Regions from separate parts of the Homo sapiens genome. Here region 1 is linked to region 2. The links are chromatin contacts, found by Hi-C or POLR2A ChIA-PET in ENCODE. All regions are on one chromosome and are shown on one strand. The core of a region is the stretch at or near the end of the contact, and the rest is flanking DNA. Distances in the headings are between cores, read along the strand shown.

The links. A loop is a pair of places that touch in the nucleus more often than their neighbours do. ChIA-PET counts read pairs that join two places held with the same protein, here RNA polymerase II (POLR2A). Pooled maps may share reads with other maps.
Region 1: a loop to region 2 is called in a map of CD8-positive, alpha-beta T cell, with 12 times the contacts of the local background. The contact joins the promoter of LINC01278 here to the promoter of LAS1L in region 2. A Hi-C loop is called at or near these places in 5 of 168 maps with a recorded cell type or tissue (B cell, CD4-positive, alpha-beta T cell, CD8-positive, alpha-beta T cell and 1 more), 1 of 37 single-sample maps with no recorded cell type and 13 of 50 pooled maps. POLR2A ChIA-PET finds 5 or more read pairs at or near these places in 1 of 52 experiments (Caco-2).

What each region holds. Positions count from the first base shown.
Region 1 is chrX:63,556,307-63,562,829 of GRCh38, reverse strand. LINC01278 (long intergenic non-protein coding RNA 1278) reads left to right here and starts at 1,735. Exons shown (of 4, transcript NR_152613.1): 1 at 1,735-1,998. RefSeq lists an enhancer at 2,014-2,555.
Region 2 is chrX:65,532,719-65,538,827 of GRCh38, reverse strand. LAS1L (LAS1 like ribosome biogenesis factor) reads left to right here and starts at 4,041. Exons shown (of 14, transcript NM_031206.7): 1 at 4,041-4,348; 2 at 5,093-5,218. The coding sequence starts at 4,113. RefSeq lists an enhancer at 3,767-3,946.

The sequences.
Region 1 (6,523 bases), core at 486-2,985, 2.0 Mb after region 2:
TAAATGAATGTGTTTGTGTTCCAATAAAACTTTATTTTTGAACATTTAAATTTAAATTTTATATAATTTGTACATGTCATGAAATATTTGTTTCTTAATTTTTTAACCACTTATATATGTAAAAATAATTATTTGTCCTCTGATCAAACAAAAACAGATAGTAGACAAGCTTTGGCCCTTGAGCTGTAGTTCACTGGCCCCAGCTCCAACTCTAGTAGCTCAGGTTATCATTTCCCCATCTTAGTCAGGTTGGATTACACTTTATGTTGTAAGCATACTTGTTCTAGATTTCTGAGGGGCTTACCTTTGTTTTCCAAGGACATTACAATCTTATCAGCTTCACGATAACATCATTGGACAAGATTTTCTTATCTGAAATACCTTGACAAGGTCTCTGGCAGTGGTCATGTATTTGATTTACTTTAGGCTGAGACAGTAGTTCCTTGTGGGTTTACTTCTTAATTTTCCAATATTTTTTGTCTCTTATTACTACTTTTAATCAATATTTATATAGTACTTATGTGGCAGTCGTTGTAAGTTTATTTAATATGTTACTGTCTCACAACAAACCTATGAAATTAGTACTGTTATCCTTATTTTACCTATGGGGAAACTGAGGCACAGAAGGCTTAAATAACTTGAGCTAATAACGCAGATAATAGCAGAGCTAGGATCCAAATCTAGGCTGCATGGATTCAGAGTCCACTCTGCCTTTCTAAACAACCTTGGTGTGTTGTTTTCTTAAATAAAAAATGTAGGAATGTTTCTCTCCAAACCCTGAAATATTTATGTCACCCACACAGGACACCTCCTTCTTGTACAGCTAAATTAGTATCACCAGTGTTCTTGGAGACCTAGGATTCCTGATTGAGGGATTCCTATGCTGCAATGTCTGTGTCCATATTTTATTTATTTATCAAATAGGTCTTCTCACTGCCAGACATTGTTTTAAATGCCTTATACACATTGACTTGTTTAATTTAATATTTACAACAAGCAATTAACAGATGAAAAAGGTCGCATAACTTTGTAAAGGGCAGAGCCAGATTGCAACCAAGTTAACGTCTTCGATCGCTATTCTTAATCTTTCTGCAGGGTCTGAGTCTCTTCATTTCTTACCAGCATGGGTTTCTCTGTTTCTTGCTTCAGGGACTTCACGACTGGTCACAAGAAATTCTTGACCTTGGTTGGTTCTGACATGGCTGCAACATGCTCTTTCTGACAGGAATGCATAGCCGAATATCAGGTTCTAAGCCCTGTGACAATCATAGGGCACATACAGCATAGATTTTGTTTAAAGAAATCTCTTTTGGTGTGTATATTCTTCTTGTTTAAGGTCTGAATTGATATTTGCACACTGCTATAACTTCTCTCATGAAGCATTACCTATTTTCAAAGCTACATAAGGTGCTGTTGTAATCATACGGTTTTGTTGTATACATAATCCCGCTTTAATTATTCATCATTATTTATTTTCCTTTTGTTAGTTTAATTATAAAAACAACACATACTCATTTTAAGAATCCTAATAATACAGATCTGTATGTTGTTGTTGGTGAAAAGTCTCCAGTTTTTTTCATCCCTTTTCTTTATAATTTCCAGCATAATGCCATAGAAATAGACGAAACTCTCAGCGGGCTTATTCTGCATTCACTGGCCATGGTGGTTTGAGGGTTAACTTTAAGAAGCACTCTCTCCATTTCAGCTGACTGCTACATCCGGGAGAAAAGCGCTATTGCCTGGGAAACTAAGTCACGTGAGAACCTGGGGACGCTAGGTTCCGGAACCTGACCTGAGCTGGGGCCTGTGCTTCCAGCGGGTGGTGGGGGGCCTGGTGTGCTGGCATCAAGTAAGCCGACTACCTCGGCAAAGGCTTAGGGACAAGAGACCAGCAGCCTGAACTGGCTGGGGCATCCGGAAGGCTTAGATCTTGTGGCCAAGAGTTCAGACCGTGGCGAAGTGGAGAGTGACATGCAGTTGGATGGCGGTGACTGCGTGGTAAGTTGTATTTGAACACCCGGCAGGAGACAAGAAGTGGGGATGAGCTAGGACTCATCCTCCCTTTATTGAATAATTTGCCTTTTTCCAGAGGGAAGGAAGCCAGACCAGCTAGCAGGACGCCAGGGGTAGGAGTGCGGGAATGAGAATAGGTGTCTGGAACAGGGCAGAGGGGGAGGGGGACCCTGAGGCGCAAATTCTTTTTCCTTACATGGCTTTTTCTTCTCGTTTTTCTCCTCTCTCACCCTCTATGTCCCCATTATTCTTGTTCTTTCTTTTCCTGGTTACGCATTTTCATTAATCCAGAGCCTTAATTCGAATGTAAACATTTTGGCTCCTGATCCAGTTCTCCGTTAACTTTCCTGGTATTTGTGATTTCGTGTTTGGTAGCGTAATAGGACGACTATAGTTAACAATAATTTATTATGTATTTCAAAATAACTAAAAAGCGGAATTGAGATGATTCTAACATAAAGAAATGATAAATGCTTGAGGTGATGGTTATACCATCTACTCTGATTTGATTATTACACATTGTATGTTCTAATCAAAATATCACATGTACCCCATAAATATGTACAACTATTATATATCCATAATAATTAAAACTTCAAAAATGTTAACAAAATGGCAAAAAAATCAGAAGAAGTTATTCAAGTATGGTGAGTAAACGTTTAAAAAGTGACTCAGCTTCACTAATAAATGCACATGAAAAAACGGAATAGCAGATTATGATTGACAAGGGGATAAAAAGATTGTTTATGCCCAGTGTTGTGCAGAGTTTGGGGACACTGGCACTCAATTACAGTATTAAGTGTGTAAATTAGTATAATCATTTATTGTTGGGCTATTTGGCATATGTAACAAACTTGAAAACCTCTTAGTCTTTGACCTAGAAATTCTACCCTTAGGAATTTTTTTTCAACACAGTTACTACTGAAAATACACACAGGTATGCACATACACATATAATGTGTTAATTGCAGCATTATTTGTAATAGCACACTTTGGAAATAATCTAAATGCCCATCAATAGTGAATTGGTAAAATAAATTGTGGTATAACAATATGATTGGATAGAATACAGCCCTTTTAAATGGCACTGATTTGGTGCCTGTGAAATAAGTTACAAAATAGGTTTTCTAGTAGTAGTCATAATATTATCAAATATTTCTTTACAATATATGTGAATACATACTTCTATATGAACAGAAAAAATGCTATAGGAAATTATGAACAAAACAACTAGCAATGAAAATCTCTGGGTAGTGGAATTGTAGCATTTGTTTTTCCTCCCCACTTCTGCTTTCCTTCTCAACGTCCTTCCCCAACTTTCTTTCTTTCTTTTTTTTCTTAAAGATCCATGTACATTTATTTCAACATTAATTTTTATACTCCAGATACCATTTACTTTCTTTTTTAAAGTATTACATATTAAGCAATACACAAGGTTGTAAAGAAAAATTCAACCGATACCATTGTAGCCTTAGCTCAGTTTAACAAGTAAAAATTTGATCAATACAGCTGAGATCTTCTGTGTAACCTTCCTTAATTCCATTACTCCAATCATGAGTTTGGGGTTTATTTTTTCTATGAATAATTTTTTAAATTTTTTACCACATGTACATTTATATCTCAGAAATATATATTTTACTTCCTTTAAAATCTAATATAAATGGTATACTGTATATATTCTTCTCAACTTGTTTTTAGTCAAAATATGGTTGGGAGCTTTATGTTGATAACTTTTATTAACAGTTAATTTATTTTCCCTACTGTACTGTTTCTAATGTGTAACTCTACCACAATTTATTTTTCCATTTTATGAATGACCACTTTGATTGTTTCAGTTTTCAGTACATGTATTTATGTTAATGGACATTGTAATGCATTTCCTTGCTCTATGAATTATTTGATGGATTACTTTGGAAAAATTATTTCACTTTTTTTTTTGAGACAAAGTCTCACTCTGTCGCCCAGGCTGAAGTGCAGTGGCACAATCTCTGCTCACTTCAACCTCTGCCTCCCGGGCTCAAGCAGTCCTCCCACCTCAGCCTCCTGAGTAGCTGGGACTACAGGCACCCACCACCATGCCCAACTAATTTTTGTTTGTTTTTGTAGAGACGGGGTTTCACCATGTTGCCAAGGCTGGTCTCAAAATTCTGAGCTCAAGTGATCCACCTGCCTGGGCCTCCCAAAGTGCTGTGATTACAGGTGTGAGCCACCATGCCAGGCCTAGCAATACTTCTATTTTATCAGTTGTAAAATGGGAATAATGGCTACCTAATTCTCAAGATATTGTGAGGCATGAATGAAGAAGCTGTGTAAAGGGTTTGAAATAAATTAACTTTCAACGATTGCACTCCTTTCCCATCTTCCTGTCATAAAAGAGATGACTTCGGCCTAAACAGAAAAGCATAACTAGCATACATTATTTTTAATTTTTTAATTTTATATATACATAATAGTTGTATGTGTTTATGAGGTAAATGTGATATTTTGATACAAGCATGCAATGAATAATGATCAAATCTGGGTAACTGGGATACCCATCACCTCAATCAACTATTATTTCTTTGTGTTGGGAGCATTCCAATCTATTCTTCTGCTTTTTTTGAAATGTACAATAAATAGTTGTTAACTATTAGTGGCCCTATTGTACTACTGAACGCTAGACTAGATCTTCCTTCTATCTAACTGTATTTTTGTTCCCATTAACCACCTGTCTTTATCTCCCCCTACCCAACTGCAATTCCTAGCCTCTGGTAACCACCATTCTATTCATTACCTCCATAAGGTGAATTTTTTAGTTTCCATATATGAGAACATGTGACATTTATCTCTGTTTGCCTGGCTTATTTCACTTAGCATAATGTCCTCCAGTTCCAGCTATGCTATGGTAAATGACAAGATTCTATTATTTTTTGTGGCTCAATAATTCATTGTGTGTGTATATATGCCATATTTTCTATATCCATTCATCCACTGATGAACACCTAGGTTGATTGCATATCTTTGGTATCATAAATAGTGCTGCAATAAACCTGGGAGTGCAACTATCTGTTCAATAACTAGCATAGAGATCTTTTAGAAAAGTAAGGGCCAGAAATAGCCTGTACCCAATGATGTTATTTATGGGCTTTATTGTTTTGTGCAGTGAGTTGTGGTATTAGAAGAAGCTTATCTGGTTTACTACCTATCTTGTTTAGTTTTCTGACCCCTTATTTTACCTTCCATGTTAGCATCAGAGAAGATATATTTCCAAAATGACAAGATACTACGGAACTAAGATAATGAAGGACCTGTTGTGTACAATCTTTTAGTGGGTGTTAGGTGATCTGATTCCCATTACTATCCCATAGCATCTTGGGTAAATTATTTCATCTCTGATCAATGATTGGTATCATTGTAGTTGTTAAGGTTCTTTTTTGTTGATGTCTTAGTTTGTTTGGGCTGCTATAATTAAGTACCACAAACTGAATGACTTATAAGGAACAGAAATTTATTTTTCACAGTTCTGGAAGTTGGGAAGTCCAAGATCAAGGTAGTGGCAGATTTGGTGTCAGGTAGAGGAAGTTCTAATTAGCTCTCAGAATCAAAGGAGTGAATACCCAAGCCGGAATAGGGCACTTCTCTGTCCAAGGATGTTAGCAACAATAATTTTCTATATTTGTTTTCTAAAGTGCTGCTATTAACATGATTTCTCTCTCTGTGTCTCCAAGTTTTAAATTTCCAGTGAAGAGATTCTGATTACCCAGCTTGAGTCACAGGTGGCTGTGAAGGCAGGTTAAATAACATAGACATAACCATTAGGTAATCCTTATGAGCCAGGAAGCCATCCTAATGTTGTCTAGCAGCATCTACTGTTCTACTCACAATTTTTTTTGAGATGAATATATGTCAATTTTATTACCAGATGAAATATAATAATAAATTATTTTTGAAATAGCTTATATGTGGTGGCACATATAGAAAATATTTTTCTTTACTTTTTTCCTCATCTTAAAAATACATCTTTAAGGTACATAATAAACTGTTTAAAAAATTTTTAGGTTGCCAGTCACAAGGTGCCTTTTAGTAAGGTACACAATACCTTCTATGAAATATTTTTGCCAGAAAAGTTCACTCAAATCTGATCAAGCCTCTAAATTTAATAATTTATGGGAAATGCAAAGCACAGAATTACATGACAAATGACATCATTGAATGCAGTCAGAAAAATCCAACCTGTGGGAAACTCTGCAATGCAGATATGGGTTTTTAGACAAATACATTTAAATAAAAAAAGACAGACAGGGATTGGAGTAGTCCAGAACACCTACAGATTAAAAGAGAATTAAGAAACGTATCAACTGCTTGCAATGTATAGAGCTTATCTGGATCCTGATTTAAGCAAGCATATTGTTAAAGACAGATAAGACATTGCTGGTGCCAATGCAAGCTAGTATAATGCTTTTGAAAGCATTGCTTCTAGGTCCTCTCAGTGAACAAAGCTAGGAAATATATGCATGTATACACCCACACA
Region 2 (6,109 bases), core at 2,792-5,291:
CTAGGCTGGGCATGTGGCTCACACCTGTAATCCCAACACTTTGGGAGGCTGAGGTGGTTGGATCACCTGAGTCAGGAGTTCGAGACCAGCCTGGCCAACATGGTGAAACACTGTCTCTACTAAAAATACAAAAATTAGCCAGGCGTGGTGGCATGTCTATAGTCCCAGCTACTTGAGAGGCTGAGGCAGGAGAATCGCTTGAACCTGGGAGGTGGAGGTTGTGGTGAGCTGAGATCATGCCACTGCACTCCAGCCTGGGCGACAGAGCGAGACTCTGCCAAACGAAAAAAAAAAAAAAAAATATATATATATATATATATATATATATATATATATATATATATATGTATATATATAGCTTAACAGCTGTAAGTGCTTACAGTGTGTCATGCACTCTTCTAAGAAGTCCCTCCTCCCTCCCCCACCCCCTCTTCTTTCCTTTCTGAGACAGAGTATCCCTCTTTCGCCCAAGCTGGAGTACAGTGGCACGATCTTGGCTACATAGTCCTAAACACATTTTAGCCAACCTGTAAAATCAGAAGGACTTCACTGCAACCTCTGCCTCCAGGGTTCAAGCCATTTTCATGCCTCAGAATAGCTGGGATTACAGGCGCATCACCACACCTGGCTAATTTTTGTGATTTTTTTTAGTAGAGACAGGGTTTCGCCATGTTGGCCAGACTGGTCTTGAACTCCTGGCCTCAAGTGATCCACCCTCCTCGGCCTCCCAAAGTGCTGGGATTATAGGTGAGAGCCACCACACCTGGCCAATGCTCACCTCTTTTAATCCACATACCAGTCCTTTGAGACTATTATGCGAGCACTATTAATAAGTGCTCTTATTATTTCCGTTTACAGATGAAGTAAACGAGGCATAGAAAAGTTAAGTAACTTGCTCAAGGTTTCAAATAGTAAGTGGTGAAGACACAATTCAAGCCCAAGCTACCTGAGTGCAGGTACTGAGGTTCAGATGACTCTGTGAATACTGTTGCCATGTATTGAATGATATAGGAGGAGGGACAGATTTTGGGGGAAAGTATTTAAGATTTAGACAGGTTGATATTGGGTTGCCTGCGGGATCACATGAGTGCAGCAGACAGTTGATTAAATGTGTCTGGAGTCCCACAGAAAACTCAGCTAGAGACTTGAAGAACATCAACATATAGGTGTTTGCTTAGCCGGGGCCACAGGACTGCTCTAGGTGAACTAGATACACAAAAGTGGACGTTGGGGTGAAGTGAGGGGGAGGGAAATGGTGAAATAATGAAGGGGAAGCAGTAGCTTGAAGATACATTTGATTAACTTCAGGATTTCACAGACAATGCCTTGGACTTGGAGATTTTATTTAATTCGTGCCCACTGGCACTGCTAGGAGTGTCCTACGTCACCACAAGCCTAGGGATTCTTAGGATTCTTGAGCATGTGCCAGGACAGATCCATATTCCCTGTGGTAAGCTGAAACAATTGTCCCCCAAAAGATACTCACATCCTAATCCCTACAACCTATGAATGTTACTTTATGTGGTTAAAAGAAAAAGAAAAAAGAAAGAAAAACATTGGACTTCATTGTAATTAAAGATCTTGAGATGTGGAAATTAGCCTGCATTATCTGAGTGGACTCTGCCACCACATGTATCCTTTTAAAATGGAGGCTGGGGGAGACTTTACAAACACAGAGGGGAAGATGGAGCAGAGAGAGATTTGAAGATGCTGGTCTTGAAGTTTGGAATAATGTGCTCCAAGCCAAGGAATGCTAGCAGCCACTAGAAAAGACAAGGAGTGTATTCTTCCCTAGAGCAGCTGGAGGAATCATGAACCTACCAGTACCTTGATTTCAGCTCAGTGATACTGTTATCAAACTTTTGGCCTCCAGAACTACGAGAAAATAAATGTCTGTTGTTTTAAACCACCAAGTTTGTGGTAATTTGCTATAGCAACAACAGGAAACTAACGCAGTGCTTCTTCAAAATTACCACTATTTGACACACTTCGTCCACTAATTCCTAATTCTCAATAGGTCTCAGGCCCCATTTGCCACATATTAGACATAATGCTCTTGTTACATGCTTTGGTCATGTTTTCTTAGAACACACGGAATAGAGAGAACTTCAGCTTTATGTGGATGGAATGGGGATAAATAGGGGTCTTTGCCTGAAAAGGACTATGCAAAATTTTTAGCCTATAAACCCCAAAATGTGTGTGAATGATTGCCGCAGATCTGGCAGCTCCTCTGACTGGCCTGTATCTTGAGGAGTCATAGAAACCACTCCCCAGACTTCTTTGCCAGCACACTGTCATGATCCTGAAGGAAAAAGGGTATCTGGTTTCAGGCAGACACCTGGCCAACTGGTTGGCATGGCTACTTGGGACAGAGTAACTGTCAGTCAAGAACCATAGGCAGGCCGGGCACGGTGGCTCATGCCTGTAATCCTAGCACTTTGGGAGGCCTGGGCTGGTGGATCACTTGAGGTCAGGAGTTCCAGACCAGCCTGGCCAACATGGTGAAACCCTGTCTCTACTAACAATACAAAAATTAGCCAAGCATAGTGGCAGGCGCCTGTAATCCCAGCTACTTGGAAGGCTGAGGCAAGAGAATCACTTGAACCCTGGAGGTAGAGGTTGCAGTGAGCCGAGAATTGTGCCACTGCACTCCAGCCTGGGCGACTGGGCCAGACGCCATGTCAAAAAAAAAAAGAAAAAGAAAAAAAGAAAAATAAAATAACTATAGGCAGACTATATCTTAGGAAAAGTTGGCTGGAGAAAGAAGCACATATAGAGGATGAATTGGGATTTGTTGCTGTGAAGCGTAAAAGTGCCACTCACAGCAATGCTGTTAAGATCGTTAGCAACAGTTCTCTCTCTCTCTCTCTCAAGTGTTACATTGGAAAATAACTTCTGCAAGAAGGATTGGGACATAGTCCTAAACATATTTCAGTCAACTCGTAAAATCGGAGGAACTTCATAATACCGCTTTTCTCCCAGAACTCCAAAATACCAAGGAATTTTGCAGAAAAACTAAGTATACCTTGGTGGATGTTGAAACCAACATAGCAGTGGAATGTTGGCAGAGTAAAATTCTACAATTTTCTGCTATGACAGAGAACCTAGAGACCAGTCTACAACTCTCACTGTACAGATGGGAAAACTGAGACTAGTCTAAGTCCACATAGTTAGTGGCAAAATTTAGAGTAAAACTCAGGTCTCTAGGCTGGTATTTATTTATTTATTTATGTATGTATTTATTTAATTTACTTTTGAGACAGAGTCTCGATCTGTCACCCAGGGTGGAGTGCACTGGTGCGATCTTGGCTTGTTGCAGCCTCCGCCTCCCGGATTCAAGCGATTCTTGTGCCTCAGCCTCCTGAGTAACTGGGATTACAGGCATGTGCAACCATGCTTAGCTAATTTTTGTATTTTTACTAGAGACCGGGTTTCACCATTTTGGCCAGGCTGGTCTGGAACTCCTGACCTCAAGTGATCCGCCCGCCTGGGCCTCCCAATGTGCTGGGATTACAGGCGTGAGCCACCACGCCTGGCCAGGCTGGTACTAATTTAAAAGGCAGGGCCCCTGGTTACCTGCCACAAAAGCAGATTTTTTCAACCCAACTGTAACTGTTTCGATATGAGATATTTCCTCTGTAGCCCTGCTTCAGTGTCCAGTGTTTTACTAGGTTAGGTCCTGATTCACGGCAATAAAAATATACTTAAAATCGCATTTTCAGTTCACTGGATGACTACAATCAAGCTGCCACCCGCCGAGGGGAGCAAAATAAAATTCCTCTTGCAGTGAAGACATACCGCTTCCGGTCTGGTACAGAAGCCGGTTAGCAACCAGGAAATTGGCGGAACCTAGAGGCTGAACTCTTGCCCCTGGAGGGTTTGCTTTGTGAAAAGAACACTTCCGGCCGGTGAGTTTTTAACCCCGCATGTCATTAGGTCGGCGCCCAATTCTGACGTTCCGATTGGCCATGCTGACGCTGGAAGGCGGGCTTGCGTATGGGGTCACGCTCTCCTATTGGCTGCTGGTGCGGTGGCGGTTCGGAGTGAGGGTAGCACGCTGAGCTGAAGGCTGTGCGGAGCGGCGCGGCACAGAGCCTGTTGTTGAGCTCAGTATGTCGTGGGAATCCGGGGCCGGGCCAGGTCTAGGTTCCCAGGGGATGGATCTCGTGTGGAGTGCGTGGTACGGAAAGTGCGTTAAAGGGAAAGGGTCGTTGCCACTCTCGGCCCACGGCATCGTGGTCGCCTGGCTCAGCAGGGCCGAGTGGGACCAGGTGACGGTTTATCTGTTCTGTGACGACCATAAGTTGCAGCGGTACGCGCTTAACCGCATCACGGTGTGGAGGAGCAGGTAAGGTGGCGGGTTCGGCCCTTTTGCCTGCGTGCTGGTGGCGCTGCACCTCTTCCTTTGTCGAGTTTCTATAAGGCCCTGTTCTCCAGTCTTCCCCTAAGTCGCCTAAAGTTGTCCCTCTCCCAAATGCCTGGGGGAACGCGGCAGCCATCTCTTGCGCTAATCCCGTTAGCGGAATGGAAAGTAAGGGGTTGTGCCTCAACAATTCTCTTGTTATATCTGTGAGGTTTACCCATTACCTCCAAAAAGTGACTTTCTCCCAACTTGGAGAGGATGCCGGAGGGACTAGTGAGGCCTGAGCCAGGGCTTAAGGAGTAGATTAGTACCCTAGGGTAGATTTCCGATTCCAATGGGGAGGAAGTCTTGCCTGCAAGACAGTGTTTGAGTGGGGCGCCTCAGTCCAGTTGGTAAGATTGAGTTGGGAGCCGACTTACAAGGGATAAGGGGCTCCTCTAGCTCAATGAGTTGATTTGGGGGTGAAAGAAAGGGGTGTGTCCACACAACTGTTGATGGACAGTCTACCAGTTAGGTGTCCTGTATACGGCCTAGTCAGCTCCTCATGCCCTGTATACTGTTGGATCCCACAGACATTACCGTGTCTCCTCCCACCTTCTTGTTTTGTGTCTGTTCATGCTCTCTTGAACCAGAATATGATGGGTGTAGCCTGCAACAACCTAGGTTCTGAGGTGGAGGGTGGACCAGTGTAAGGGCTCTTTATGATGGTGCTGGACTGTGACCCTTTAGGTCAGGCAACGAACTCCCTCTGGCAGTGGCTTCTACTGCTGACCTGATACGCTGTAAGCTCTTGGATGTAACTGGTGGCTTGGGCACTGATGAACTTAGACTGCTCTATGGCATGGCATTGGTCAGGTAAGACCTGCATGGGGTAGGGGTGGAGGTTGGCTTTGGGGACTGGAGGCAGGGGAGGCATGTGATAAGCAAAACTTGGCTTCAGGTGTTACCTGAAGCAAAACCCTGCGTGTACCTCACTGTGGATCAGCCTGTGATTATTGCTTGACTTATCAGCTTTTGGTACCCTCGTCAACGCATTCCTCTTTTTCTTCCTTTTTCCTGAAAGCCTTCTCTTCCATTTTTCTTTCTATCTTGGAATGTGGAGGAAGGGATTCAGACCAGGTGATCTCTGTGGGTCTCTTGGTGGTCTGATATTTTTTCTTACCTTTGAATTCCTCACCCAGAGGAACTTGTCTGAATGGCTCAGGGTCCTCGCCTGTGATTTAATGTGGACTTTCCAACCCTGTCCCTGTCTATTCCTAGCACTACCCTTTTCCCCTTCTCTCCCTCATGAACACTGAAAGATTGCTGAGTTATGGAAGTGGAGACATGGGCTGGGAATTCCTGACTTACAAAGTGACTCATAATGGTTCTAGCTGTATACACGTCGGAAAAAAAGGTTGCTACTGAGTTTTCATATCTGTCAAAGTCTTTGCTTATCTATTTCCCCTTGTCTGCCTTGAGATCCTCCCTTTCTCTTCTTATTTTCTCCATTGGTTAGCTGTGCTCCCCATTATCTGATGTAGTCCTTTGCAGCATTTATAACATATTATGTTCTAGCCTAATATGTTACATTGTATCATTATTATTTATCCTAGACCGAACTGTTCAAGGCTAGAGCAGTGTCTTATTCATCTGTATGGCTTCATTATAGGGCAGACTCTCATTAAATGTTGGAATGGATGGAACTGTCCCTGCTCTGGCTGACACACCAGCTGTAGGAATAGGACAGGACAGTCGGTGGAAAAG